Regions from separate parts of the Homo sapiens genome. Here region 1 is linked to region 2. Evidence: chromatin contacts called from ENCODE Hi-C or POLR2A ChIA-PET data. All regions are on one chromosome and are shown on one strand. The core of a region is the stretch at or near the end of the contact, and the rest is flanking DNA. Distances in the headings are between cores, read along the strand shown.

Region 1 (5,968 bases), core at 1,477-3,976, 49 kb after region 2:
AGTCCTTGCACGGCGAGCAACCTTCTGGCTTGCACTTGGCCACTGCAGAAAAAGGGAATATGCCAATCCTTTCCATGGGAGCATGGGACATCTCAGAGCTCATTAACAATTGATGCTTTGGTTACATATCAACTTTGTGTTTTTCATTATCACAAGCTAATTCCCACGCCAACATTTTGGATCTCTAAGCAACTGGCAGGGTTAAGCTTAGCATCCTGGCTGATATTTGGTTGCTATCACTTCAATGTTAATAATAGTTTCAGTCAACCAGCTGGCAATATGGTAATTAGATAAAGCCTAGAAACAGGAAAAGACAGTAAAGGTGTCAACCTGGGACAGGGAAGCAGAGTGGCAGCCTTCTCTGTGAACCTACCTAGCTTGGCTAAATTTTCATAACACAAACACATACAAGAACACTCTGCTATTAAAAAAAAAATCTGGGGCCCATCAGCTTTCTTCTCATTTTTCCAGTGAATGGTTGGCAGAAATCTTCCAAACTGTCTACTTGACAATTTGTTTAAAAGTATAGTTTTGCAGCTGGGTGATTTGTTTGCTCTTTTTCCCTCCAAGAATCAAGTGTTACAATCAGGGATAGCTTGTTATGATGGAAGCCGTGCGGGCAGTTTGGATTTTCATGGGTGTCCCCACCCTGCTGGCAGGCAGCTGGCTTTGGAGGCCTGTCCTGGATCCCTCTCACTGACTGCATCTCCCCTCCCCTGGTCCAGGCTCCAGTTTACATGGCTCTGCCATTGGGAAGTGGAATGGCAAAGCATATGCGGCCGTGCTGCTCAGCCAGGTACAAATAAGAGTTGTGTTGCTGCTCATCTGGGGCTGCTGGCTGCCTAGAAAAATGAAATAAAGTGAGTTTGTAACAAGCAAAGTCCTGTGAATTGTGGCCTCTTTCAATCATAAACAGACAGTTTATCCACTGAAAAGATCATATGGCCCAAATAATCAGAGTGACTTTGGAAGAGTAATCCACGTGGTTTTATATTAAAGAGGGGGAGGGAGGGAAGGAGGTGGCGGGGGGAGGGAGAGAGAGAGAGAGGGAGAGAGAGCAAGCCAGATTTCTCCACAGAAACAGAAACGATAGGATATACAGATATAGTTGGATGAGGAGAGCTGTTGTGAGAATTGGCTCACTCAATTATGGATGCTGAGAAATTCCAGGCCACGCCATCTACAAGCTGGAAGCAGGTCCAGGCCAGTCCAAAGGCCTAAAATCCAGGGAGGAAGGGGACTGGTGTAAGTCCCAGAATCCAAAGGCCTCAGAACCAGGAGCTCTGATGTCTGAGGGCAGGAGAAGGTGGATGTCCTAGCTCCAGAAGAGAGAGACAATTCACCTTTCCTCTGCCCCATTGTTCTCTCTGGGCCCCCAACAGGTTGACCAGTGCCACCTACATTGGTGAGGGTGGACCTTCTTACTCAGTCCACTGATTCAAATGCTCATCTCTTCCAGAAACGCCCTTACAGACACACTCACAAATAATGTTTTACCAGCCATCTGGGCATCCTCACCGCAGTCACGTTGACACCTAAAATTAACCATCTCAGAAAGCCAAAAGGTGGCTGGGGACGCGGGGGCAGCATCAGCCGGCTCCCCGCCCCCTGACCAGGAGAAGGTGCGCACCGTAAGCACTCCACCCTCCCATTCGGCCTCTGGCCCCAGGTGCAGCCACTGTGGACTCACCCTGCCTGGTGCGGAACACTCCCTCCCTGTGATGTGCAGTCCGCAGATGGAAGCCTGGAGGGCCCACACGCTTCCGAAGCAGGGTGGCCCTAGGCTGGCTTGTCAGCGGAAGCTGTCTAGCGGGGATATGGCGGTGGCAGAAGTGAGGGGGCTGAGGGGCGGGGCGGACTTTAGCAGGAGGATAGAGGGGAATGTCCTTGTTTCATAAAGCTGAAGTGTGCCCAAGCAATGTCCCGGTATCTCTGTGAAAGGTTGGCTGCCTGGTGTGACTGAGAGACCGGAGATTTGGCCCTGGAAGGTCAAGTGTGGTGGTCTTTTTCTTTTTTCCACTTTTTAACCTTTTTCTACTGTGGGGAGATCGCCCAAGATTACTGAATTTGCTAACCCCAGGGGAAGTAGGCATTTGAGTCTAACAGCGCCATCCCTCCCTCCACAAAACCCTGTAGAGCAGTGTTCGCTCTATGACGTGTGAAGGTGAAAAGCCACTCAGGAAACCAGAGAGATTTGGCACTAAAATATATGTTTTTCGTAACCAGGGCAGGTTGGGCTTCCCTTCATCACACACCAACAGATGCACACGGAGCCCCGCGCGGCCCATTCCTGAGGGCGGATTCCCCAGGGCAGGGCGAGAAAGGCCCTCGGGCCCCTGCCTGTGTGCCCATCTCTCCATCCTAGGTCGAGGATGAGCGGGTGTGCGCAGGCCCAGCGTGGGAGAGGCAGGCAGGCCAGGAGCGGCCCGCCAGAAAGGTGCAAGGGAAAGCCCCAGAGGCGGAGGGGAAGGTGAGAACCCGGGGCGGTGATGCTGCACGCCCCTGGGGGACTGCATGGAGAAGGGGAGGGTGCGCGGGGCCGGCTGGTCCAGTGCACTCCGGCGCGGCCCCGGCACCCGTGGGCACCGCCATGTCCTTCGCTCAGCTCCGCCGCGGCTACCTGCGGGGTCTGCGCGGCTGCGGTGGCCAGGTGAGGACGTCTCTGCCCTTGCGCGGCCTGCGCTGTATGCTTCCTGCCTGGCCCGCGCTTCCCCTGCCTGCATCACCCGCTGCCCGCGCGGCTCGGAGCGCGCCCTCTGCTGGACCGGCCACGGCCGGCGGGCGGCTGCCTCCAGGCTCCACCACAGGAGGGGGAGCACGCGCCCTGCTGACCGCACGCCCACGTGATATCGCCTTCTGCCATCGCAGAAAGCAGCGGTTCAGCCTCTCTGCCTGCACACTTGCGTGATGGGGAGCTCACAAGCAGTCCACTGCATTGCTGTCAACGCTGACCATTAGAAACAGCTTCCTTATGTTGAGCCCTTTGTCGCTCACTCCATTTGTCCTACCTCTGCCCTCCAGGTCTCGCCTGCAAAGGGCTTAGCTTCTCATGACAGCACTTAAAGCATTTCAACACAGCATTAGCACCACCTAACCCCAGTTCTTCTGCTCTGCCCAAACCTCCCCGGGCCCTCCAATCATTGTGGTATGATGTAGCGTCACCATTCAGATGACTCACGTTAGGACACAAACCATCTACAGAGTCCCTTCTCCACTGTGGTGCCCAGGAGTACACCTGAGCCTGCAGGTAGGGTCTGCCCACTGCACAGGACGGGACGTCGCCTGCGGGACTCTAACCGCTGGCCTTCAGACACACAGGCAGAGGTCACAGCAGTCGATGTGCCAGAATCTTCACACTTCTCATGCGCTCTGAGTTTAGGTTCAATTTTTATTCATTTTCATATGTTCTACTAAGTAATCCCATCCCTGAATCCATCCAGCGAACATTTAATTCCTAACGAGTGCCAGACAGCTGCTATTATTGCTGTTCAGTCTAAGGGTGTATCTTCAGTTTCTGCACTAAAGTTCATCCTGGCTTACCACGTCCATAATTCTCATTTATGTTAATCATTTGGGATGGTGATGTTTTTAAATATCCAATATATCTGTAATGGCTTCCAGATCCATCTAATTAGTGAGTTTGACAGGCAGCCTTCGTATGTCCTAGTGCTGTTAAAATACCGAAATCCAGCTTCATATTCCGGTAAAGAGGCTGCACAGCCCCTTTCCCCTTTGTGAAAGATTGCTTGACAAACTACCAAGGCTTTTATGAGGAGCCCATGAAGATCTTAACCTATTGTCTTTAAATTGATCAAAAAGCTTCCTCGTGTCACCTTGTCACATGCCTTACAGAAATCCAGAGACACTAAGTCCACCACATTTCCCTGATGTGCAGCCCAGTAATTGCACTAGCGTCTTGCTGCCCTGCTGGGCGGTTTTGACAGAACACCTGTCATTGCCTCTCCTGGTCTCTAAGCCTGTTGTTCTGCTGGGCAGGCTGGACACTGAGGTCCCACGACTGCACACAGAGGCACACTCAGTTCTCAAACAACCACTCTATGCACTCCTGACTCAGAAAGGAGCCTGGGACTCAAGCTTTGTCTCTGATGGTCCCCTGAGGCGGCGGGTGCTTTGTTCCTCTCTTGTGCTTAGCCATGCCTTGTCCCAGCAGAAGTGTCTCAAGTCATGGGGTTTCCCCATGTCCCTGCAGAGGGTATTTTAGTCTAAGAATACATGGCATTCTTAACAAGGGCTTCCTGATATTAATCATAAATAGTCCTGCACTGATTTCACACTATTATTCTTTCTTACAACTTTTGTTTTTAATACAGCTGAACACCCACCTCCTCAGGCTGTGCCTGAATATGTGTGTGATGTGTATGGTATGTAGGACAAGGATCCTATAGGAGATAATGAGTATTTTAAATATATAAGACATATTATTTACTACTATATATTTTTAAGGAGAGAGAAGATGTAGCATTTTCATTGCACTGGAAACTATACTGCAGTGATGGCTGAGGCCTAGATGTGTCCTTGAGGTGGAGGAGTGCTGGGGAGCAGGAGGTTGGGTATGGGGAGTCTGCTCTGTCCTGCTTTCTGGCCTCAGCTTCCTAGTTTAGTGAATGGCTGGGATGGGATGATCCCAAACATCACTCCCAACTCTTCTACAACATCCGCAAGTCATCACTTACAATATAGACCTATGGTCTCTGAGATTTGTAACTGACTTTTGTAAGAGTACTACTGCTACTAATGAGAATAGTAATTGACACTCACTCATTATGCATCTGTGACTTGGGCTTCAGCAATTTGCTGAGTTCTTATAACATATCTCTGAGATAGATGTACTACTCTATTTACAGATGAGAAAGACCCAGGTCTGGCATGCTCAAGCCACTCGTTCAAATGAACATGCTGTTATGCAGCAGCCAGAAAGCCAGGTCTGTCTGGATCTTTTACATCCTCTGGCCAGAGGCTGCAGTGTGGAGATTCTACCTGAGGAGACATACGGAATCTAGAACTCTGCAGCCCAGTGTCCAATATGGGATCCAGTCCGGGCGCGGTGGCTCATGCCTGCAATCCCAGCACTTTGGGAGGCCAAGGCAGGCGGATTACCTGAGGTCAGGAGTTCGAGACCAGCCTGACCAACATGGTGAAATCCTGTCTCTACTAAAAATACAAAAAGTAGCTGGGCATGATGGTGCATCCCTGTAATCCCAGCTACTCAGGAGGTTGAGGCAGGAGAATCCCTTGAACCTGGAGGCGGAGCTCTGAGCCACCTCCCCCAGTCTGGGAGCCAAGTCCTTGGCCTCCATGGTTGACCCACTTCTTGACCCTCTCCTTCACTAGGCAGCCAGTGGCTGCTTCATTACAGCTCCACACTTCAACAACTCCCAAAGAACCCAAATATCATTAAGCAATTTTATAGCAGTCTGGGGCTGACTGACAGTTCAGAAGTGGCTGCCGAGTTACTTGCCATCCAACAATTAGAAAACAGTCAAGGCCTTGGTGGGGGGTGAGGGTGCTTAGCACAGGGCTGAGGGCACAAGTATAATGTCTAAGACCCTGCACAGAGTCCTGCCAAAGCCTTGGCAACAATCCCAGTGCTGTGTCTGGAGAAAATGACAAATGTTCCAGAAGTGGGAGGGCACATGTCTCTCCTGGAGAGACTCTGCTTGAGGCTGCATTTACACTAGGGCACCCTTTGGGTTACTGTGGAAAACTAGATGACTAGAGCCCCAGTAAAAGCTGCCTACTGTGTGGAAACTGCATGCAGATAGTTCTGGCATGGGAGGGTGGCTTCCTGATTGAAACAATAATAATGCTGGTGTGTGTGTCACTACAAGGAAAGAAAGGTGATTTGTGGAAATAACTACTCATACAGAAAGACAACTCAGCTTGATTAGGGAGAAGTAAGGAAGACAGGGTAAAGAATGAATTTCCTCACCTACCAATGCCAGGAGCA
Region 2 (6,016 bases), core at 2,803-5,302:
GGTCAGCACCTCCCAAACACACCTGACCCTGGGATTAAAATTATGATGTTCTGATAAAACACTAATTAAGGGTTAAGAAGATGGAGTACATACTTGCCTCAAAATAGGAAAAATCAAAATTTTAATATTTTGGAATCTGTAATAGAAAAAAACACATCAATTAAAAAACACTTTTTCACAACATACATTTTGGTTGCTTATAGTAAGTATAGCATTCCCTCATTCCCACTTTGAATCTTCCTTTCTCCACCCTGAGAGGCAGTGAATGTTGAGATCCGAGCCTCTCTTTATCAGAGGGTTTAGAGAACTGGCCACCAGCTGGACTGAAGGAGATTGTGCTGTCCACCTCTTCTGCCCCCATGGGACTGGAGCCAGGTCTCTGCCCAGCTGAGAGACAGCTCCCACATGGGTACCCCTGGGCCTCCAGAGGGCTCCTCCTGCAGACTCACTCCCAGCCCTGACTCACTCCTAGGTTCTCCTTGAAGACCAGCATTAGCAAGTCCCAGCCCAGCCCTCTCCCCGGGGCTCCCCCTGTTGAAATGCTCCTCCTGGCACTCACCTGCAGCCACAGGTGCCAGGAGGGGACAGCAGCAAAGACGGAGGAGCCCCTCCTGGGCTTCAGCTGCCTATTTACTAAAGTAGCTTAAATTAAATGCACTTTGGAGTGTGAGAATTAATTTTTTTCAATTAAAAAATATTTTTAGAGAGTTGTAGGTTCACATGCAGTGGTAAGAAATATTACAGAGATTCTCCAGTTTCCCCTAGTGGTAACATCTTACATAAGAATAGCTGTCATAACCAGAAATTCACATTGATCCAAGGATCGACTTTATTCAAATTTCATCAGGCTCACATGCACTCATTTGTGTGTGTGTGTTTGGTTCCATGCAATTTTATCATGTGTCCAATCATGTGACTGCCACAGTCGAGATACAGAGCAGTTCCATCACCAGGAGGGCCCCTGGTGTTACCTTTCTAATTGTTTTCTCCTCAGCCAGGTGTATGCAGATGATACTTGGGAGGTACTGAGTGTGACTGCATCATGGCAAATGGTGTCAGCATGTGGTATGTACCCAATGTTTGTATCCCTCAAATTCATATGTTAAAATCCTAATGCCCAAGGTATTAATGCCATGGTATTTGAAGGTGGGGCCATTGGGAAATGATTAGGTCGTGAGGGAAGAATCCTCATGAATGGGATTAGTGCCCTTAATAAAGGGACCCCAGGGGACTTGGTCATCTCTTCCACCATGTGGAGACACAGCCAGAAGGCGCCATCTGTGAACCAGGGAGCAGGTCTTCACCAGACACCAAACTGCTGGTGCCTTTGTCTTGTACTTTCCAACCTCCAGAACAGTGAAAAATAAATGTTTGTTGTTTAAGCCTCCCAGTCTATGATAGTTTTGTAATAGCAGCCTGCACTGAGACAGCATATGCTGTTTCCTCTCCTCTTCCTGCAGGGGATCTTTGGAATGGGGGAAGGGGACCAAAGAGTCACCCTGCCCCTCGACATCAACCAACAAAGAGAGCACAGATGAGAGGAAAAACAGGTTTGTCAACAGATCCCCCGCTCATGGGGATGAAAAGTCACATAACTTCCCAGACTGTTTCCACACCTTTGAAATGAGTACTAGGTTGTGCCTGCCAGAGAGCACAGGGCTCCTGGGGCCCAGGGGGAGGTCCTCTCTGTAGATGGCCTTTGAACCTTGGCCCATTTCTTTCACAGGATGGCTCCGGGATTGAGGGAGCATGTGACGCCAGATTCACAGATCACCTGGTATCAGCCATGTGTAGGAGAGGACTAGTCCAGCAGCTACTCACTCCTTGGGGCAGATGGCTTCCTGGGTGTGCATTTTCATGTTGACCCACGGCTTCCTCAGCTGGCTGAGACCAGAGTACTCACAGACCTGGGAGATTGACACATGGTGCCAGGTGGCCATGGAACCTCCTTCCTGGATTCAGGACTCCCTCAGCGTAAATCTGGGAAAGCTGTTCCTGGAGCTCCCGGCCCATGAGGGTGATGCACAGCCTTCTCCCTAAGCCTCATGGACTTGGACTTGCTGTGATTCCCACAGTGACCTCATCAGCCCCTGTCACAGGAACAAAATATGCCAGCACCGCCCTTGACTTTATAGGTCCTGGCAAGGTGGGAGACACTTGGTTTTCACAATGTCTTGGTCTCCTTAAATTCTAGGGGAGTTGTGCCAAAAGGTGGCATCACTGTCCACAGTCCAGGACTCGGAGGAGGTTACTTCACACACTTGCCAACTCAGGTGTGTGTAGAACAATTGAGGTAGTGTTCTAAGCTGTTTCTGTGTATTCTCTCAATCCTCACAGCATCCCAATTAGGTAGGCGCTGTTATCTCCACATTTTGCTGATGAGGAAACTGAGGAACAGAGAGGTTGAGTAAATTATCCCAAATTACACAGCTAATTGAGAGAGCTTAAGGCTGTCCCAAATGACAGTGATGGCTCCCAATTGCTTCAACTTGTTATTCAAAATTATGTCTACCATACATTTTCTCTTTCTCTCACTGACAACTTACTAGCCATCAAGTTAGAAATTTGAGAGAAAAATAAATAAGATAGAGGATTTTATCATCCTTTCACTGCACATCCTTTTAAATCTCCAAATCAGAGTGGAGGTGTTGGGGGCAACCTCGGGTCAGGGGGAGCAGAGGTGTGACATCCGGAGGGAATTCAGGGGGAATTCCCAGCGAGCAGGCCCATTCCTCCCCAGATGTGCCTATTTGGCCCAGAAGCAGCAGAGCGTGTCCTTGTGGGAGTTTCTCACCTCCTGCTGGAAAGCCCTGGCCTATACTCTCCTGCCTGCGCCCCGCAGACCCAGCCTGAGCCCTGAGATGGGGATGGGCTGAGCTCCTCTGTAGGCAGCCGCAGCCCATTCCCATAGATACAGAGGAGACCCAGTGGGGAGGGCTCTCACCCTGCCGCCACCACCAAGCCTGTGCAGCTGGGTGCTGAGGGCAGGCCGACTCGGGAACCCACACATCCAAACAGCCCCGGGGCGCACTTGGATGGGTTCCACACCAAGAGCTGCTGAGTGCAGGGCGGACTGGATGGAGCAGAGATGCCTCAACAGCATGGGCTAGAAGTGGGCCTGACAAGGCAGAAAGAGGCTCATGGGGTGGGATTAGGGACTCCCCAGCCAGGCCCAGGGCGTCTGTGTACAGTGAGAGGAATGGCTCCCACTGTGAGATACAGGCTGGCCTCAGAAAATCAAACGCAGATGGGAAGGAAAGTGGGGAGCAGAGGGTGGCTCAGAGCCAGGACTTGGGTCTCTCCCAGGACTTGGGTCTCTCCCAGGGCTTCTATGGGAGCCTCTCCCGGTGCGTGGGCTAAGCCCTGTTCCATAGCAGTGATGAGGGAGGGACCAACCAAGGTGTGTGTGCCTTGGGGCCCCCATCTTGGCACCAAACCTTGAGGACATGGTCTCCCCTGCATCCCTCCCACACCCACGTGTGCCCTGGGTTCAGGTGAACAATGAGTGCAGAAGCCTAGTGAGCTAGAGAACCCTGCTCTTGGAGTTGTCCCTGCAGTCCCATCAGGCGCTGCGTATCAGAGCTGCACACCTGCACCAGCAGAAGGAACAGGACCCCAGGCTGCAGTGAGCAGGCGACCTCAGCGCCCTCTTCACTGAAGCACTGGAGCCTGGGCGGGTTTCCATCAGCGGAGTCAAGTAATTGAGCTCAGATTAGATTAAACCCAGACGCATCCCGTGTTTAGTGCCAATTACTCACGGCCAGCAGAGGCGGGCAAGGGGTCTGGACTGTGTCACGTCGTGCCTTCTTGGAGGCTGACTGCTCCCTCCAGCTCAAGGTGAGTTGACCCGAAATACCAACAGTCGTGTCGCTGGCTGTGTTTCACCTCCACCTGGCACTTTGCATGGATCTGATGCTGCTCAGGTGGGCGGCTCCTCTGCCCCCTGTTTACAATGGGGGTCAGAGCTTTGAACCCTCTGTCCTTGCCATCATTGGCTGGGCTGGCAGCAGAACAGAGGCCCACCTTGCACACCTCACTCACCCAGGCACAGGGCACAAGTGGGCATCTGGCCCCTGCATGCCCTCGGGAATCCCCATCACTATCTGGAGATTGCCACGTGAGTGAGGCGTGGGAGGCCAGGCAGGCAGGATGTGGGGGTGCTGCGATTTGTCATCTAGTGCTGAGTTTACAGCTTGAGAAGAAAACAACCCAGATTTAAGTGCTTTACTTCCTACTGGGAAATGGCTTGACTGTAGCCATGGCCTTAAGCCCAGGGCCGAGAAGCCCCAGCTGCACCCCCTTGGAGGCTGAGAGTGGCCTTCAAGCCAGCCCCAGCTCACAGCCCAGCTTGAAGGCACAAGCAGGGACAAGGCCACTGCAAGAAAAGCAATGAGTCCAGAGAAGGGCATTCAGGCTGGAGAGCTTGGCACTTGGAGTAGAATGAGTTATGAGTCTGAACCAGGGAAAACACTGGGGAGAAACTTGGGATGAAGCAGCAGGGCACTGGGTTGAGACTGGAGGTTTGGGAGGATGGCTCAGCGCCCTTACAGAGGTGGAAGGGATCCAGTGGTGACCACAGCATAACTGGGGGTGTGACAAGGCCCAGAGTTGAGCTCTGCCTGTGAAGATAGAGAGGGGAAGAAGGCACCTTTGCTGGGATTTCTCTTCTCATGTTTCGATGCACCTTTTTCCCATGGTTATTAATTACTCTTTTAGTGAATAAAGGCTGTGTATTAGTTATTTATTGTTGTGCAACCAGTTGCCTTAGAAAATAGCATCTCCAAACAGAAAAAATTGATTATCTCACACAGGCTTTGAGGATCAGGAATCTGGGAGCAGCTCACTTGGGTGGTTGTGGCTCTGGTTTCTCAAGAGGTTGCAGTGAGGACGTCGGCTGGGGCTGGATCATCTGCAGGCTCAACTGGGGCTGGAGGACCTGCTCTCAGGATGGCTTCCCTCATGGCTGTTGGCTGGAGGCCTTGGGTTCTGGATGACTGCTAATAGGAGACCTCCTTCCATCCATGTAGACTTCTCCACAGGGCTGCTTGAGTGTCCTCACTTTATGGCAGCTGGCTTTCTCCAGAGCAGGAGATCCTGATGACTTCTGAGATGGTTCCCTACATTCCATCCCCTGGCGTACACACCCTGTGCAATCCCCTTCCCTTGAGTGTGAGCTGGACTTACACAAATGGTGCGATCTCACCCCCATGATTATGTTACATTATACAGCAGAAGGAATATTACAATCAAGATCCGTGATCAGTAGACATTGGGTTAATCAGAAGTATTATCCTAGGTGGGCCTGATCTAATCAGGGGATCCTTTAAAATGGATCAGAAGGATTTGAAGCCAAGGAAGTTCCTGCTGACCTTGAAGAAGCGAAGGGTCATATTATGGAGGGTTCCAGGTGCCAAGACCCCAAGAGCAGCCTCTAGGAGCTGAGAGTGTTCCTAGCCCCTGTTAAGCTTGGCAGAGGGCCCCAGACCTCAGCTGAGATCTCAGTCCTGGCCAGCACTTTGATTTCAGCCTTGTAGGACCCTGAGCAGAAGACCACCCATACGGCACCTGTGATCTAGAGAACTGTGATATAATACATTTGCGAAGTTTAGAATAAGTTCCTGGTAATTCATCATGCAGCAACAGAAAATGAATACACTCATTCCCTGAAGTTGCACCCCATCACTTCTGCCTTTTCTCTGTTTGTCAGAAGTTAGTCACTAAGGCCACCCACATGTCAGGGAAGGGGTCTGCCTATTGAAGAGCGTGTTCAAGAACTTGTGGACTTCCTTTAAACCAACACAGTCTGGACAGTGCGTGTAGTGGGACCGTGTTAATACACCCAATGTGGAGATGAACAATGGCTAATCATTCTAACATCTAGAGTGAATTTGCACAGGGTGATAATGGACTTACGTAAGGCAAATGAGCATTTTATTTTAGGAAGTGACAATCCCAACTACAATGTCGTAGGTTGGTGCTTTTTTTTCCCCTTTTGATGTCCCCTTGCAAGCAATCT

The links. Hi-C counts contacts between places; a loop is a spot of excess contacts on that map. ChIA-PET counts read pairs that join two places held with the same protein, here RNA polymerase II (POLR2A). Pooled maps may share reads with other maps.
Region 1: a loop to region 2 is called in a map of right cardiac atrium, with 3 times the contacts of the local background. The contact joins two enhancer-like sites. A Hi-C loop is called at or near these places in 1 of 168 maps with a recorded cell type or tissue (right cardiac atrium), 11 of 37 single-sample maps with no recorded cell type and 4 of 50 pooled maps. POLR2A ChIA-PET finds 5 or more read pairs at or near these places in 2 of 52 experiments (both WTC11).

Annotation. Positions count from the first base shown.
Region 1 is chr10:44,308,430-44,314,397 of GRCh38, forward strand. The region is part of intron 1 of LOC124902544 (a long non-coding RNA gene); the gene reads right to left. Among named protein-coding and RNA genes, the nearest start is that of LINC02881, 19 kb to the left of the region's middle. RefSeq lists silencers at 1,456-1,625, 2,470-2,799 and enhancers at 2,386-2,888, 4,168-4,337. Within about 2 kb of position 2,727, at least 6 of the 41 ENCODE cell types and tissues checked have a DNase peak (open chromatin) inside an H3K27ac peak, as active enhancers do.
Region 2 is chr10:44,257,759-44,263,774 of GRCh38, forward strand. No RefSeq gene overlaps it. Among named protein-coding and RNA genes, the nearest start is that of LINC02881, 32 kb to the right of the region's middle. RefSeq lists enhancers at 2,895-5,079, 3,068-3,127, 4,138-4,217, 4,318-4,447. Within about 2 kb of position 4,053, at least 6 of the 41 ENCODE cell types and tissues checked have a DNase peak (open chromatin) inside an H3K27ac peak, as active enhancers do.